2 separate regions of the Mus musculus genome follow, and region 2 is linked to region 1. The links are chromatin loops, found by intact Hi-C in ENCODE. Cell type or tissue: heart. All regions are shown on one strand.

Evidence for each region. Peaks named below come from ENCODE experiments on the same cell type or tissue, not always from the same donor. Only the 100,000 strongest peaks of a DNase experiment are listed, where the experiment ranks them.
Region 2: a loop joins it to region 1, with 2.2 times the contacts of the local background. A loop is called at or near these places in 5 of 42 quality-filtered maps.

What each region holds. Positions count from the first base shown.
Region 1 is chr7:35,389,311-35,397,310 of GRCm38, reverse strand. It overlaps Rhpn2 (rhophilin, Rho GTPase binding protein 2), which reads right to left. Exons shown (of 15, transcript NM_027897.4): 15 at 5,024-6,556. The coding sequence ends at 6,296. Faap24 (Fanconi anemia core complex associated protein 24) reads left to right here and starts at 544. Exons shown (of 4, transcript NM_178643.5): 1 at 544-1,098; 2 at 1,935-2,074; 3 at 2,184-2,336; 4 at 4,220-5,159. The coding sequence starts at 993. The coding sequence ends at 4,486. It overlaps Cep89 (centrosomal protein 89), which reads right to left and starts at 248. Exons shown (of 19, transcript NM_028120.3): 1 at 105-248. The coding sequence starts at 143. In heart, a CTCF peak has its summit at 4,181 (motif pointing right); DNase peaks (open chromatin) are centred at 380 and 1,072; H3K4me3 peaks cover 1,592 bases; H3K27ac peaks cover 1,375 bases.
Region 2 is chr7:35,550,723-35,558,722 of GRCm38, reverse strand. Nudt19 (nudix (nucleoside diphosphate linked moiety X)-type motif 19) reads left to right here and starts at 2,795. Exons shown (of 3, transcript NM_033080.2): 1 at 2,795-3,569; 2 at 7,062-7,269. The coding sequence starts at 2,919. In heart, a CTCF peak has its summit at 4,780 (motif pointing left); DNase peaks (open chromatin) are centred at 2,762 and 3,292; H3K4me3 peaks cover 2,246 bases; H3K27ac peaks cover 2,510 bases.

The DNA of each region.
Region 1 (8,000 bases):
ATCTGACACCTTCTCTTGCTATGCAGGCATACATGCAGATAGATCACTCATATAAATAAATCTTTTTTTTTTTTAACCGCACTCGAAGGCCTGGAACTACTCACGAACTGGCTCCGGCGGTTCCTGCGGAAGCTGAGGAGCATCCTGGCTGAGAGCTGAGGGCTGCGGGTTGAGCCGCCAGGCGCTGGACTAGCTGGAAGGTAGACCCCGCAGCCTGCACAGCTCCCCACAGCCTAGCTCCCGCGGACCCCCGACTTTACAACAAGCATGTCTCACATTGGCTCTGTTTTGAGTCTCAGCCTATCAGAGTCAATTTTACTGCCACCCGTTGCTCTTGACAACCCAGCAAGGCGTCATTCAAATTCCAGCCAGAGAGGAAGCAAGCTGAGACTTCCGTTCGATTATTGGCTATAGTAGACGCCCATCTTTTACCTATCACCCAATAAAACGCTGGCCAGGGCGGTCAGAATTTTAAAGAGGGCTCCCGGGCTGTGGGAACCCGGAAGTGGCAGGGCCTCAGGTGAGGTCCACGGAGATTCTAGACCCCGGCGCAGTGAGCTTCCCTGCCTTTGTAGCCCTGGACAGGAACCGAATAGAAGGACAGGGACCGAATGGAAGAGCCACCGTAAGCGTCCTGTTAGGACACCAGAGCTAAGGGAGGTGCTTACAAAGAGGGACGGAGTCACTCAAACAGAAATCTCCCGGGTTTAGCTCGGGGTAGTGGCGCCCGGCTGTCATTTTAGCACTTGGGCTGCTGAGTTCAAGTCCAGCTGGAGTCAACTATCAGTACAGAGCCAAGCGTGATAAGAAGACCCAGTCTTATTTTGAAAATAAATAATCTCTTGAATTCAGACTTCGGTTGAAGTAGCTCAGTGCCTGAAAATCCACTCTACAGATCCTGTCAAAGAGGTCCCGACTTCGTGTAGAACTGTGTGCAACAGCGCCTGCTCTAGTGAGACCTTGCATTTTCCTCATTTAGACCAAAACCACGGATGGAAAGGAACCCGCCTGATGGGACCGGTCCGGTCCACGTGCCACTAGGACATATTGTGGCTAGTGAAAAATGGCGCGGGTCCCAACTGGCTCAGGAGATGCAAGGTCAGTGAGCTGTCTTCTGTCATACCCCTTTCTTCCCAGCACGTTAAAAGAGAGAGTGAGAGAAATGCTGGGTATGGTGATGTTCCTTTGCAATCCCAGCACTCCTGAGACTGAAGTAGGAGAATCATTGCGTTAGAGACCAGCCTGGGGCTACATAGCAAGTTCAAGGCCAGCTTGGGCTATGAGAACTTGTCTCAAAATAGTTACATAGACTAAAATGAAAGGGGACTGGAGAGAGAGCTCCGTGGTTACGAGGACTGGCTTATCTTACAGAGGATCGTGGTTTAATTCCTAGCACCCACATGGTGGCTCAAGGAGTCAGACTCCTCCCTCTTCTGGCCTTTGGGGGCACTAGGCTTGCACATGTGCACAGACATATGCGAGCAAAACCTACATATAAATCTTTGGGTTTTATTTTATTAAAAAGGAGGTTTAGGACAGGTGGTGGTGGGTCACACCTTTAATCCCAGCACTTGGGAGGCAGAGACCGAAGGATCTCTGAGTTCAAGGCCAGCCTCATCTACAGAGTGAGTTCTAGAACAACCAGGGCTACACAGAGAAACCCTGTCTCAAACCAACAAAAAGCGGGGTGGGGGCTAGAGATGGCTAGATCCCCATCTGTTTTCACTGAGCTGTTCATTACTGCCTGTAATTCCAATTCCAGAAGATTTGATGCCCTCTCATGGCTTCTCAGGGTACCTTCATGCACGAACACACACATACACACATATACACACATTTAAAAAAATGAATCTTCGCACAAAAAGTACATTTCAATTGTTGCTGCCTTGTTAACCTGAAATTTCTAAAAACGAATTTTCTTGTCTGTTTTTTAGGAAAAGTTAGACTCATTTTTGAGGAGGGCCTGGCATCAGCAGATTTTTACCTGTCTAGCAAATCTTGCATTCTCTATGTCACTGAAGCAGATTTGGTGGCCGGACATGGCTACAGAAAAAGACTCGCTCGCTTTAGAAATGTAAGTACCGAGGTGCTAAAATCTAGCATCCCCTCTCTTCAACCGTCCCAAGCGCTGAGTGATAGCTTTCTGAACTGTGTTACCAGAGCTGTGTTCTTCTCTTTTGAAGTCCTCACATCTTCAAGGGATCATAATAGTTGAGAAGACCCAGATGAGTGAACAGTATTTCCCAGCAGTCCAGAAGTTTACTGTGCTAGACCTTGGGATGGTGCTGCTTCCAGTGGCCAGCCAGTCGGAAGCATCCTGCCTCATTATCCACTTGGTAAGTACCAGACTTCTCCTTTATAATATCCCAGAAGTCCAGAAGATGCTCAATTTACCCCAGATCCAGACTTAACCAAAGCTGCCTTTAGTAGCCCTGGCTGTCCTGGAACTCACTTTGTAGACCAGGCTGGCCTCGAACTCAGAGATCCTCCTACCCTTGACTCCCAAGTGCTGGGATTAAAGATGTGCACCTAACTTCAAAATAAACTTTGACACAGGCTCTCACGTAGTTGAGATTGCAGGCGTGTGTCACCACACGGGGCCTTAGGCAGTGCTGAAGGTTGAGCTCAGTACTTACTGCATGCAGAGGCAAACACTCTGCCAGCCAGTGACACCTCCACCTGGTTTACGGAAACTGTTGCACTTAGGACTGAAGGCTGTCAGTCAGAGCTCTGGTTTTGGCCTCCAGGCTGCACTGGTGCCATCACCATTATCCTGCATTTGCACTGGGCAAGATGGCACCGGGCCACTTTGTCCCATTCGCTGTTTAAGTAGCAGCCTTTCTTGGTTTGTTTCTGCGTCCACTCCCCACCCCCGCCTCGACCCACACTGTCCTTGAACTCCTCCTGATCCTCCTGCTTCTGCTTCCCAGGTCCTGGGGATCACAAGCATTTCCGAGACTATGCCTAAGCTCCAGCACTCCTGTGTATAGGCTGCATGCATTGATCTCTTTACAACAAATAAACTAAAACAAACAAACAAAAAACCCTGAGGCTGGGGGATGGCCCAGTGGTTACAACACCTCCTACACAAGAACTGAGGACCTGAGTGTGACACCCCACCCCATCTGAAAATGCTGGACAGGACAACACATACCTGTAATTCTACCCCTAGAGAGAGACAGGCAGATGCCTGTGGCTTGCTAGCCAGCCAGCTGAGCCTGATCAGCCAGCTACAGGCAAAGGAGAGACCCTGTTTCAAACCACGTGGTGCATGGAGACCGAGTGACACGCAAGGTTGACCTCTGGTCTCCATAAGCACGCAATCGATGCTGGCTTCCTTTCCTTTTCCCTGTTCCTGAGTTTTCCAGCTCTTTGCTCTTTATACTTTACCAGGGAGCCTGTTTGCCTTTCGATCCCAGCCTCACTGTATAGTTAGGGTGGCTTGGCACTTTGTAGCCCAGGCTGACTTCTAACTTGCAGTGCTTCCTGAGTACCGGGAGTGTAGGTGCCATGCCCACTGCTCCTGGGAAACGTTTTAAAATCAGTGGCATGGGCTGGCAAGCTCTGCAGAAGATAAAGGCACTTGCCACCTGGGGCTCAATGGAGTTCAATCCCTGGAGCTCATATGGTGGAAGAAGAGAGTCTCTTCCCACAAATTGTCTTCTGACCTCTACATGCATGCTGTGGCACCACGACAAACCCCAATAAAAATTCACAAAAGTCAAATAAAATACATAAATTAGTGTTGGGAGGCAAGATCATGGAACATGCCTACAAGCCCCTGAGAGCCAGGAGGATCATAACTTTGAGGCTATCCTGGGCTACACTATTTATATATAAACTGAATGACATGGAACAACTGTCTTAAGGGGCTAGGGACGTGACACAGTAAACAAGCCACACAGATATTTGGGGGGGGGGGGGGGACAGAGCTCGTGTAAAAAGCCCGCTGGGGAGGTGAAGACAGCAAGATCCTTGGAGTTCACTGGCCTTTCTACCTTGTGGAGCTCTGGGTTTAGTAAGAAAGACCCCCTCTCCAAATAGGGTGGAGAGTAATAGAGGAAGACACCCAATGACCACCTCTGGCCCCCACACCCAGTCATGCACACGTGCACTGCATGTGCACATACATAAACTACACACACTTTTTTTTTTAAAATAAAAACTACCTGTCCACCAGAGGGCGCTCACATCCTTTTCCTTTAATTTTCCCATTCAGGTTCAAGAGCAAACCAGAGAGCCCAGCAAGAACCCTTTCCTCAGGAAAAAGCGCTCCATGCTCTCCGAGCTCTCCCTTGTTCAAACAGTGCAGCAGATCCCAGGGGTTGGGAAAGTTAAGGCCCCCCTTCTGCTCCAGAAGTTTCCGAGCATCCAGCAACTGAGCAACGCTTCCGTCCAAGAACTGGAGGAGGTCGTGGGGCCCGCGGCAGCACAGCAAATCCACACCTTCTTCACCCAGCCTAAGCGACAGCAGCCCCGCAGCTGACTCTGCCTTCAGACTTCAAACTGCAGCGTCTGGTTTCCATATTTAAAAAGAAGGAAAAGTTCCCCTGTCAATGGCAATGGGCTAAAGACAAGGAGAGGACCGATGAGGCTCGCAGTCACCCTGCCTCGGTGTCTGTCTGGGCAGCCACCTGGTGGGGCTTGGGGGTCGCGGGCGGCACTGGCCACTTTCTGCTAAGATGAAGAGGGTCCCCACGGGGATCATCCAGAGACTCATTCCCAGCCGCAGCCAGCTGGAGCAGATTTGTACAAGACTCTCTGCCCTGCCTCTGTCACTGAGAGGCCCTGTGAGGGTCCAGCGCTGAGTAGGGAGTGTCCCCGTTAACCAGTGTCAGGGCCACAGCTCAGGTCTTCTCCACACTCGTCAGGTACCTGTGCTATGGAGTTTCTGCCCGAGTCAACAAACGCCTTTCCTCCCGCATCACCCCTCCCCCCAATCAACACAAGAAAACTATGCTGTGCTTTGGATGACGTGGAAGAAATAATTAGGATGAAATAAAAGCAAAAGAAAAAAGAAAAATTAACTCAAACAATGAACATGACTTTATTTAAATATTTATACAAACAGAGCCCCAGGGATAGCGGGCACACTTTCCTTAAGGCATTTGTGTTCTCCAGATATTGCACAATAGAAAAATATTTAAATCCTTGTTACTTTAAGATCCACAGGCTATATATCCTTAAACTTATCACTTGAACTGTGTCAACCGTGACTCTGTCACAGTGTCATCCAACCTATAGCCCCAAAGTCAAGTTGGTAGATACATCTTACAAAGTCGAGTAGAGGTTTCAACTTGAGTAAGTTTACGTCTTTACCTTGTAAACTGCGAAACTACTACTTAAACCAAGACTCTTAAAATACACAGTTACATACCTCCTACTTTAAACAAAAAGAGCAACGTTTTGAGTATCAAACAGCATATTATCTACCCTGTAGACGGTATCTCCTAACACTGCCACTGTGTTAGCTACTGGTCAGTATGATATAGCTGAGGGGGGCTGATTCTGGAGGAAGGAAAGACAAAATTGGCACTAGACTTCATCTGGGAAAGAACAGTCAAATTATGCAGGGATGACAGAAGATGTGTCATTTCATCTCATGAATTCCCAAGTACTTAAAGCAGCCTGTTTCGGTTTTGTTTGTTTGAGAGAGGGTTTCTCTGTGTAGCCCCAGCTGTCCTGGAACTCACTATGTCGACCAGGCTGGCCTCAAACTCACAGAAATCTTCCAAGCAGCCTGGTTTTAGTTAACACCTCTAACCTGCCTCCACTCAAGAGTCACTTGAACTTAAGAAATCACTACTATACAAATCTAAACACTCGGATATAGTACCAAAGTAGGTGGTCCCAATTCATCTCTCACGGTGCCTGAATATCATAATCACAGCCAAGAAAAACAGTAATAGCAGCTGCTGGGTGGTGGTGGCACACACCTTAATCCCAGCACTTGGGAGGCAGAGGCAGGTGGATCTCAAAGTTCGAGGCCAGCCTGGTCACCAGGGCAACTTCTAAGGCAGGCAGGGCTACACAGAAAATTGTCTTGGAAAACCAAAAAAAACAGCTAAAATATTCAGGCTCTTCTATGCCCTACATTATAGAATAAATAACTGCAGCAATGTGAAAATCCCCATGCGGCTGGGTTTCTCACCAATTTCTAGAGGTCTCTTTTTCATGTTCACAAGCACATCAAAGTTTACAGTCTGAGAAGATGGGGTTGGAGAACAGTCCCATCGCGGCATGGGCGGTTAGGCAGCTGTGGCGACCTCGGTGTGGCCTGTTCTGGCTCCTCCCTTCAGTACAGAGAGCTGTCAGAGTTGAGCAGGCTGAAGGGAGTCGGGAGTTTCTTCTTGTTTTGCGACCTCGCCAGGCCAACCTCGGGGAGGCACAGCGTGCTGGCCGACTTCTGTCTGTTTTTACTAGTGCCCCAACTCAAGAAGGAGAGCTTTTTTGAGATCTTCTTGGTTTTGTCAGCTTTGTCATCATCGTCCATGGACAGGCATATCATGGAGTAAGTTTTCTGCATCCCCACAGAGTAAGTGGCACACTTATTATGCTGTTCATGGGGAAAGAAGAAGAAAAGTGTGAGGCATGACTAGACAGTAATGATGGGCAAATCTGAGACCCAGGATGGTCCAGGTGGCGTTGGGGAGGAAGGAGGAGGAGGAGGAGAACTTCAAGACCAGTCTTGGCTACTCAGTGAGTTGGAGGCCAGCCTGAGTCACAGCAGATGTTGTACTAAGAACCTAAAAGTTGGAGGCTCACACTGTACACGGACGGCATCCTTTCTGAAGGAAGGGTGACAGAGGGTCATCGAGATGGCCCAGTGGGTAAAGATGCTTGCTACAAAGCCTGGTGACCTGAATCCCAGCCTCTGAACCTACCTGATAGAAAGTCATCCTGTGACCTCTGCATGCACACTACAGTACATTCATACACACACACACACACACACACACACACACACACACACCAGGTTGATAGAAATCTAAACCTTGGATGGCTTAAAGAATTATGCCCTGAAAAGCCAGGTCAGAAGAAGTGGCTCAGTAGGTAAAGCATCCATGTGTGGAAGGAGAGAACTGACTCCTACACGTTGTCTCCTGACCACAGAACACACGCCCAGCAAATCAAACTCAGAACTCTGAAAAGCAGGCAGGGGCAGCGTGTGCCACACATCTCACTCCGGATGCCAAGGGAGGGGGGATCGAAGAGCTGTTTGATTTTTAAGACAGGGAACCATAAAGGAAGGTGATTCCCTTTGTGTGCTAGCTGCTTTTATGTCAACTTGACCTAGGCTAGAGCCTTTAGAGAAGAGGGAACCTCCGTTTGAGAAAATAACCTCGTATGTCAACTTGGCCTAGGCTAGAGCCTTTAGAGAAGAGGGAACCTCCGTTTGAGAAAATAACCTCGTAAGATCGGGCGTAGGCAAGCCTACAGGGCATTGATGGGGAAGAGCCCAGCCCAGGGTGGGTGGTGCAATCCCTGGTCTGATGGTCCTGAGGTCTATAAGAAAGCAGGCTGAGAAGGCCAAGGGGAGCAAGCCAGTAAGCAGCGCCCCTCCGTGGCCTCTGCATCAGCTCTTGCCTTCAGGGTCCTGCCCTGTCTAAGTTCCTCCTGTCTTGACTTCCTTTGATGATAAACAGAGCTGTGGACCAAATCAAGCCTTCCCTCCCCAGGTTTCTTTGGTCCTGGCATTTGAGTTGCATCTCCTTTGCCCTCAAAGCTTTTGATGATGAACTGTAATATGGAAGTGTGGACCAAATGAATCCCTTCCTATCCAAGTTGCTTTTTGGTCCTGGTGTTTTATTTCAGCCATAGTAACCTTAGCTAGGACACCTTAGAATCTGGTAATTTTGGGTCAAGACTCCCTTTCAGAGACTCCAACAGGGGCATGCGATCATGAAAAACAATAAAACCAAATTCTCGAGCCAGATCCCAGGACTCTGAGCATCTCCGACCCTCCACCTGCTTTGAGTCTGCCTTCTACCATGATAATG
Region 2 (8,000 bases), 160 kb before region 1:
CCCAGTCAGGCCCTGGATGACATGCTAACCCAAGTCTCATAGGGGAGACACGGAGTCAAAGCCACTCAACCAAATTTTCCCAAATTCTTTATCCACAGAAGGGATAACAAATGCTTATTGTTTTAAGTCACGATGGTTTGGAGTAGTTAGTACATGATTAGTTCCCTGAGCTTGGAAGCTTAGCTCTGTATTTGTATCTCTCTTGATGCTGAGGTTCAATTCCTTGCTTCTGTTTGGATTCTTGGCTACAATCCAGAACGCGATTTCATCTCTGGTTTCATGAAGATGGTAATGCGTCACTACAAAGCCTACGGAGCAGACAGCGATGGTGGTGAGCTGGCTTTGGAGATGGTTAAGATTCAGTTTCTGGGTTGGAGCAATGGCTTGTGGTCAAGAGTGCTTGTTGCTTTTACAGAGGACCTGAGTTCAGTTCCTAGAGCCTACTTTGGCAGCTCATAATTTCCTGTGACTTCAGGTCCATGGGTATCAGACACCTCTTTTAGCCTCTGAAGGCACATGGACTTCTGTGCAATTCAAACACTCGAATACACACACACATACACACACAAATAAATGAAAAACCCAGCTTCTTTCTGACTGTGCAGATGCACATTAGGACTCCATAGGCTGATTTTGAACAATCAGATGCATGAGGCCGTCTTGGCCTACACCGTCAGGCACTGTCTCAGAAAACCACAGGCATTACCACAGTAATGCCGTATAGAGGTGCGATATTTGCCTAGCACAGCCAAAGGTGTGGTTATGACCCTCTAGCACTACAAAAATAAATGCATGAGCACCACGTCTGCTGCTTCGCTTTGTACTCCAGGCCTTGGTTGATTTGTTCTAGAGTGGCCAGAATCTGGGAACAAGACTGCTGCTATCAAACCAAACACTAAGGGTCACAAAACCACAGAGCCATTTTAGTGAATGTGCCCTTCCTGAAAAAGTTTAATCTCTTGTGTAACAGGTTAGGCATCTGTAGTAGTAACTTTTTAACCTTATTGGCGTTGGCAAGTATTACACAAGTATACTGACAAAGCTTGCAGTGTCTCACACATAATATTATCACTCTGGGAAGGTCACCAGCCTCTTAAGTCAGAACTTAACTCCTTCCTATCCATTGCTCTGCATAGTCAGTCAAGTACCACATTGTGTTGTCTATTTCCCAAATGCACTTTAAACCAGTCCCCTTTTCCTATTCTATTACCATTCTTTTCATTGAAGCTTTTGTTTCTTGCCTAGTACATTCTATAGCCTCCAGGCCAGGCCCACACATCTGAGTCACTGTACAGTTGTCAGTATGTCCTTTAAAGACACGGGAATCATCCTGTTACCACTTGGAGGAAAGAGGATTTTTTTTTTTTAATGTAGGGGGCTGGTGAGATGGCTGGGGGAAGGGGCAGGAGGCAGGTAATGGCACTTGCAGCTAAACCTGATGACCCAGGACATACATTGTCTTCTGGGCGCCACATGCATTCAATGGCACTTGCATAAGTAAGTAATAAGTGTAAAAAAAAAAGTTCCCATAATGACACCTGGGCTCTATAATAGATTTAGAATAAATTTCAGCTCAAATTTCCCGTGTCAGTGCCAAGAGCATCAGTTTAGACAAGGGTAGTCTGTTGGCTCACAGATAGACGGCGGCGGCAGGTTATCTTACTAAGGGCAGATACTTCTCAACCTGTGGCCCCATTTTCTGTTTCTGGAGATGCAGTAAGTACACAGACAGCTCCATCTTTAGACAGGTTAACATTAAAAATAACCAAAGTCAACTGCAAAATGATGAGGCTGGCACACACCTTTATTAGTCCTAGACTTGGGGAGGCAGAGACAAGCAGATAGATCTCTGTGAGTTCAAGGCTAGCCTGGTCGTCTACATAGCAAGTTCCCAAAAAAGCAAGACTACATAATAATACTTTCTCAAAACTAACAAAAAACATCTCTATAGCCCCAAGAATACAGCCTAACTCATCCGAAACCCTAAAAATATGTGATCAGTTAGGATGGGATTTACAAGAGTTGGTGACTGAGAGAGAGCTGCAAAAAGGGAGACAGAAACAAGCTGTTTCCAAAAAACAAAATAGAAGTGCAAGTCCTCCAGCCACTTAAAAGTTGGAGAGGAAGCCAGGCAGTGGTGGCGCATGTCTTTGATCCCTGCACTTGGGAGGCAGATTTCTGAATTCGAGGCCAGCCTGGTCTACAGAGTGAGTTCCAGGGCGGCCAGGGCTACACAGAGAAACCCTGTCTAAAAACAAAACAAAACAAAACAAGAAACAAAAACAAAAAGAAAAAGAAAAAAGGAAAAAAGGTTGGAGAGGAGGGGGAAGCATTGCTAGTCTAGGATTAAACATCTCCCACGTAGAAAGAGAACTAATCACACTAAGATAATTTTCCCTGATCCTCAGGTGCTCAGGCAATAACAACATCTACAACTTAAGACAGACTACCCCAAGGGACAGGGACTAGCCAAAGACATTCAAACTACAGAGTAGTTAGTCTAACTTGGCATCTGATCCACCCATTCGTTTATTAGCATGGTTCAAGAGAGCTCCAGACACCTTGGAACCTCCTATACAGGCAACAGGCCAGCGTAGGGGACAAAGTCCTAGTCGTTTGCGTTTAGTGGGAAAGGTTCACAACTAGAAATTATTTTCCACTCCACACTGGCACCCGTGCTCCCAGAGGCTGGCTGGTGACTGCAGCAGCTGTGACAGGGCTGTGACAGGGCGAGAATGACCCTGACTGAAGCGCAGGGCATTCGAGGAGGTGCTCTGGCGCGGGAATCACGCTCCTCCCACAAGTAAACCTCCGGAAGCCGCCAGGCCGGATTTTTCAGGCCCTCAACATTTATAGGGCTTCTGGACACCACTCTACGACCCGGCCACTTCCTAAGGGGGATCTGAAGGACGCCGGCCATGAGCAGCTCGAGCAGCTGGCGGCGGGCAGCCACCGTGATGTTGGCAGCAGGCTGGACCCACTCGAGCCCGGCCGGCTTCCGGCTGCTGCTTCTCCAGCGAGCACAAAACCAGCGCTTCTTGCCCGGCGCGCACGTCTTCCCGGGCGGCGTGCTGGACGCGGCCGACAGCTCACCCGACTGGGTGCGTCTGTTCGCGCCTCGGCACACGCCGCCGCGCTTCGGCCTAGGCCCGGAGCCCCCTCGGCAACCCCCCTTCCCCGGGCTGTCCCACGGCGACGCGGACCCCGCGGCGCTGCCCGATGACGTAGCGCTGCGCATCTGTGCCATCCGCGAAGCCTTCGAGGAGGCGGGGGTGCTGCTCCTGCGGCCGCGGGACGCGGCTCCAGCTTCTCAGGAGCCCAGTCAGGCGCTGTCGCCTCCGGCCGGCCTGGCCGAATGGCGCTCGCGCGTGCGCAGTGACCCGCGCTGCTTCCTCCAGCTGTGTGCGCACCTAGACTGCACGCCTGACATCTGGGCGCTGCACGACTGGGGCGGATGGCTCACCCCGTATGGGCGAACCATCCGCCGTTTCGACACCACCTTCTTCCTGTGCTGCCTGCGCGACATTCCGCGCGTGGAGCCCGACGTGGCCGAGGTGGTGGGCTACCAGGTAGGGGTCGCGGGACCCGCCCCCCGGGATGCGCTGAGCCTTACCCCAGACCAAAGGCGCACGTGCGTGACCTTGCTTTAGGCTCTCAAGGACTCAACTCTCACCCTAAGCGGGGGCGCGGCAATGCTCCCAACTGCCTGTTCTGGACACTTCCCAATTCACTTCATGCCCTAAATCGTTTTCATTCGGGTTTCTAGAACACATTATAGGATTTCAGTCATTAACTTTCTTCTTCCTTCTTCATCTCTTCCTGTTTCTCTGTTCCCGTTTCCTTCGTCTTTCGCTTTCTCTCTCCTTTCCCTTTCCATCTTTCTCCTTTTTCTAACCCCTTTCTCTCTCTGCATGCGCACGCGTGGTAGGTGTGTGTGTGTGTGTGTGTGTGTGTGTGTGCGCGCGCGCGAGTTGGTCTGTCTGTCTCCCTCCATCCCTCCCTCCCTTTCTTTTTCGTGTCACTTGCAATGCACCAGGCACAGTTAGTTAGGCTTCAGGCCTAGGACCCGAGGTCTTGAGTGTGCCACCGCTTCAAGTTCATCTTTTATTTATGCAAAAAAATGTTTTCAACTGCCCGTTATTTTCCTTTTTGTAAAATAAACAAAATGACTTATTTTAAGTTGTGTTCTGGTGTGAGAGTATATGCACGTGAGTGCAGGTGCCCATTGATGCCAGAAGTGTCTAATCACCTGGAGCAGGAGTTGAGGAAGGTTGTGAGCTACCTTGAATGGGTGCTGGGCACTGAACTCAGGCCTTCTGCGGGATGCTTCCTCTCCAGATCTCAGTTGAGCCAGTCTCTCGCGCCACTCCCTGTTTCTTGTACCTGCAGTTACACATATGTTGGACAGCTTGGCCTCCCACTGGACCTGGATGCCTCGTTCACTCATTTCAACCTTTTCCTCTCAGTATTCCAATTGAGTAAACTCAATGGCTGTTTTTTTGCTTTTTAATATTTGATTGTGTTTTTTTGAGACAGGGTTTCTCTCTGTAGCCCTGGCTGTCCTGGAACTGACTCTGTAGACCATGCTGACCTTGAACTCAGAGTTCTGACTGCCTCCGTCTCCTAAATGCTATGATTAAAGGCGTGTGCTGCCACACCCAGCTCAATTGTTTAAGTTTGCTTTTTTTTTTTTTAAATGAAATATCAACTGTAAATAGTATTTCTGGAAGCATTATAGCTGCCTGTAACCTCAGTACTAGAGGATCTGACGCCCCCTTCTGGCCCTCATCTGGTGTACAGATTTCTAAGCAGGCAAAAATACATGAATAAAAAGTAACTAACTATAAAGCGAATTTTTTCCTTTTTTTTTTAATTTAATTTTTTTTTGAATTTTTTTCCTTTTTATTTTATTATGTTGATAGTTCCTTTACATCTTTGGACCAATGGAACTGCTGAGAACAGGAGTTTGTCAGTTTGCCATAACCTAGACTTCCTCTCAGGGGCCTCTTGGTACAGATACTTACAGAGCTTCTGTGATGGAGGATGCAGACCTGCCTGCTTCTCTTGAGTCACTCACAAATGCCTTTTTCATCCTTTCCTTGAAGTACTGTCCAAAGCCTGGGTGTGCTTGCCCAGACATTCTCTAAAGCTACTCTGCTAACCCCGTCCACCAGGTGACCACTTAAAGCATAGCTCTCTCTCTCTCTATCCACCCCATCTCCCTTCTGCTAGCACCTGCTGAGATCTATAGCTTTGTGCTCTTAAACTGTAGTAAAAATTGTCCTTGAGCTTCTCTTTGACCCTGTTTTTAACTTCATCATTTTTTAAAAGATTTATTTATTTATTTTATGTATATGAGTACTCTTGCTGTAGCTGTCTTCAGACACACCAGAAGAGGCCATCGGATCCCACTACAGATGGTTGTGAGCCACCATGTGGTTTCTGGGGTTTGAACTCAGGACCTTAGAAAGAGCAGTCAGTGCTCTTTACCACTGAGCCACCTCTCCAGCCCTAAATTTGTCTTTTTAACAAACGATTTTATTTTATGCATGTGCATGCATTTTAGTTATGGACTGCATTTCCCTGCGCTTGACGTCAGCATGCTCTGAAGTTTTTGAGTGCATGTTAGCATTGTTTTTAGGTCGCTGGATGCAGGGTTTTGTTCTATTCTCTTAACTAGTGTTGCACTCTCCCCGGAAGGCAGTTAAGTTATTAGAGATGGACTTTACCCTTTTGAGGTGTGTTTAAAATGGTTTGCAAGTGGGTCCACAGTAGCATTCATCCTTGGGGCTCATTTCCCTGACGTTCTATTCTGTGGTTCTATTCCTGCTCACTTGAGTGGAAAAGCTCCTTACATTCAAAAAAGGCTTTCCCTCTGTCAGGAATATACTGCTGGGGAAAACTAGAAAACGTCTTGGATCCAGGTGAGCATGAAGAATTTAGTCAGCAACCTCCCAGGTAGTTGCTCTTTCCCTGGGCGTCATCAGGCCCAGGTAAGTAGTCAGTAGAGCTGTGGAGTTCAGTTCTGGGTAGAACTTCTCGGCACATGCTCACCAGATACTAAGTGAGCCTTCCAAGTTCTGCTCCAGTCTGCCCCAGTCTGCTCCAGTCTGCCCCAGTCTGCTCCAGTCTGCTCTAGTCAGTAAGACTCCTGGATGCTACTTAGTCTCCCCCAGTGCTCTTGGACTGGGATTGACTTTAAGCAGATAGGTGGGCTCACTTCATTCTATTATATATTTATTTACTTACTTATAGTTAGGCATTTTTGGTGTCTGAAAATAGATTTTTATTGCCAGGCAGTGGTGGCGCAGGCCTTTAATCCCAACACTTGGGAGGTAGAGGCAGGCGGATTTCTGAGTTCAAGGCCAGCCTGGTCTACAGAGTGAGTTCCAGGACAGCCAGGACTACACAGAGAAGCCCTGTCTCGAAAAAACAAAACAAAACAAAACCAAAAAAAAATTAGATTTTATTGAGTTGCTGTGTAACGTGTGGGTTTAGCTCTTGTGACTGAAAGGATTTTTGAATTTTATTTACTAATTATTAATATTTTAATTGGCATTTTATTGTTGTTAAGTGTTGTTATTTATACTTATTATTTGGTTGTTATTGATTATTTTTGTTTAACACGCATGCAGCTGACCAGAAGAGAGCATTGGATCCCCTAGAACTTGAGTTATGGATGGTTGTGAGCTGTCCTGTGTAGATGCTAGGGACCCAACTCTGGCCCTCTGGAAGAGCTGCAACTGCTTTTAACCACTGAGGCAGTTCTCTAGCCTCCGGTTCTTTCTTTCTGAGACAGGACCTCATTATCTTACCCAGGCAGGACTTCAACTCCTGGACTCAAGCAATTTTCCTGCTTCAGCCTCCTGACTAAGCAGGGCGATTGGTACATGGCAGTGTCTGGGCCTCTGAAAGTTATGCTGTCTCGGAGAGCTCTAGCAAGGCCTTTGGATAAGTTAATGTTTTTCACATCAAATCGATCTTGTATCCCCATCTAACGACCACAGATCTGACTGGTGACTCAATACATCTTACAAAGCTTCTCCCTTTGTCTCTTACAGTGGTTGTCCCCATCAGAGGCAACTGAATGTTTCCTATCAAAAGAAATCTGGCTGGCACCACCACAGTTCTATGAAATGAGAAGACTTGAAAACTTTGCCTCTCTCTCTGCTCTGTATAGATTTTGTTCGGATCGCCCATCAGAAGTACCTGAGAAATGGCTGCCAATAATACTTTTAACTTCTGATGGCACCATCCATCTTCTCCCAGGTGAGTCAGAGAAGTATAGCACTCCTGTTCATTAGGATTCGAGTTGGGTACAGCCAGGCTTTCTGGCAGCATTGCCCAGCAGAGAGGGAGGAGTTACAGCCTGTTTTATGTCGCCTCTGCCTGTGGGTGTGGCTAACCTCTGCTTATAGGCCACCCCCATGCACCCCCTGATAACTGAATGCAGCCCAATACAAAAGCTTATGCTTCCTGACAAGTTTTGAGGGATCTTTTTCTTAACTTCTTTATTTTAAAGTTTTTGTTTGTTTGTTTTTTTATTGTTGTTCAGCTGTGTGGTTCTCAGACATAATCTTTAATGTCAAGGGTTGCAGTAAATCTCCAACCCCAATAAGCCCGTGCAAAGAACAGACAACTCAGTTACAATATTTATAAGGATTGGGCAGATTTACCACTGCACTACTCTGTTCCCCAGCTATGAGAGCCATTGCTACTTGTGACTTCTCCAAGCCACATGGTTCTGCTCCATCTTCCTTCCACCTCCTCTTCCTCCATCTTCCCCTGTCTCCTCCATCTCCTTGTCTCCTCTCCTCTCCTCCTTCCTCTCTTCTCCCTCTCTAAAAGCTCCACCTTTCCCTTCCACTGCTCAATCACAGGCTCTAGCCTTTAGTTACGAGGTTTGCTGTGCCTGGTGGAATAGTAATTAAAAGGTCACTGTCACTCCACTGTGGTGGTGCATGCTTTTTAGTCCCAGTATTTGGAAGGCAGAGACAGGT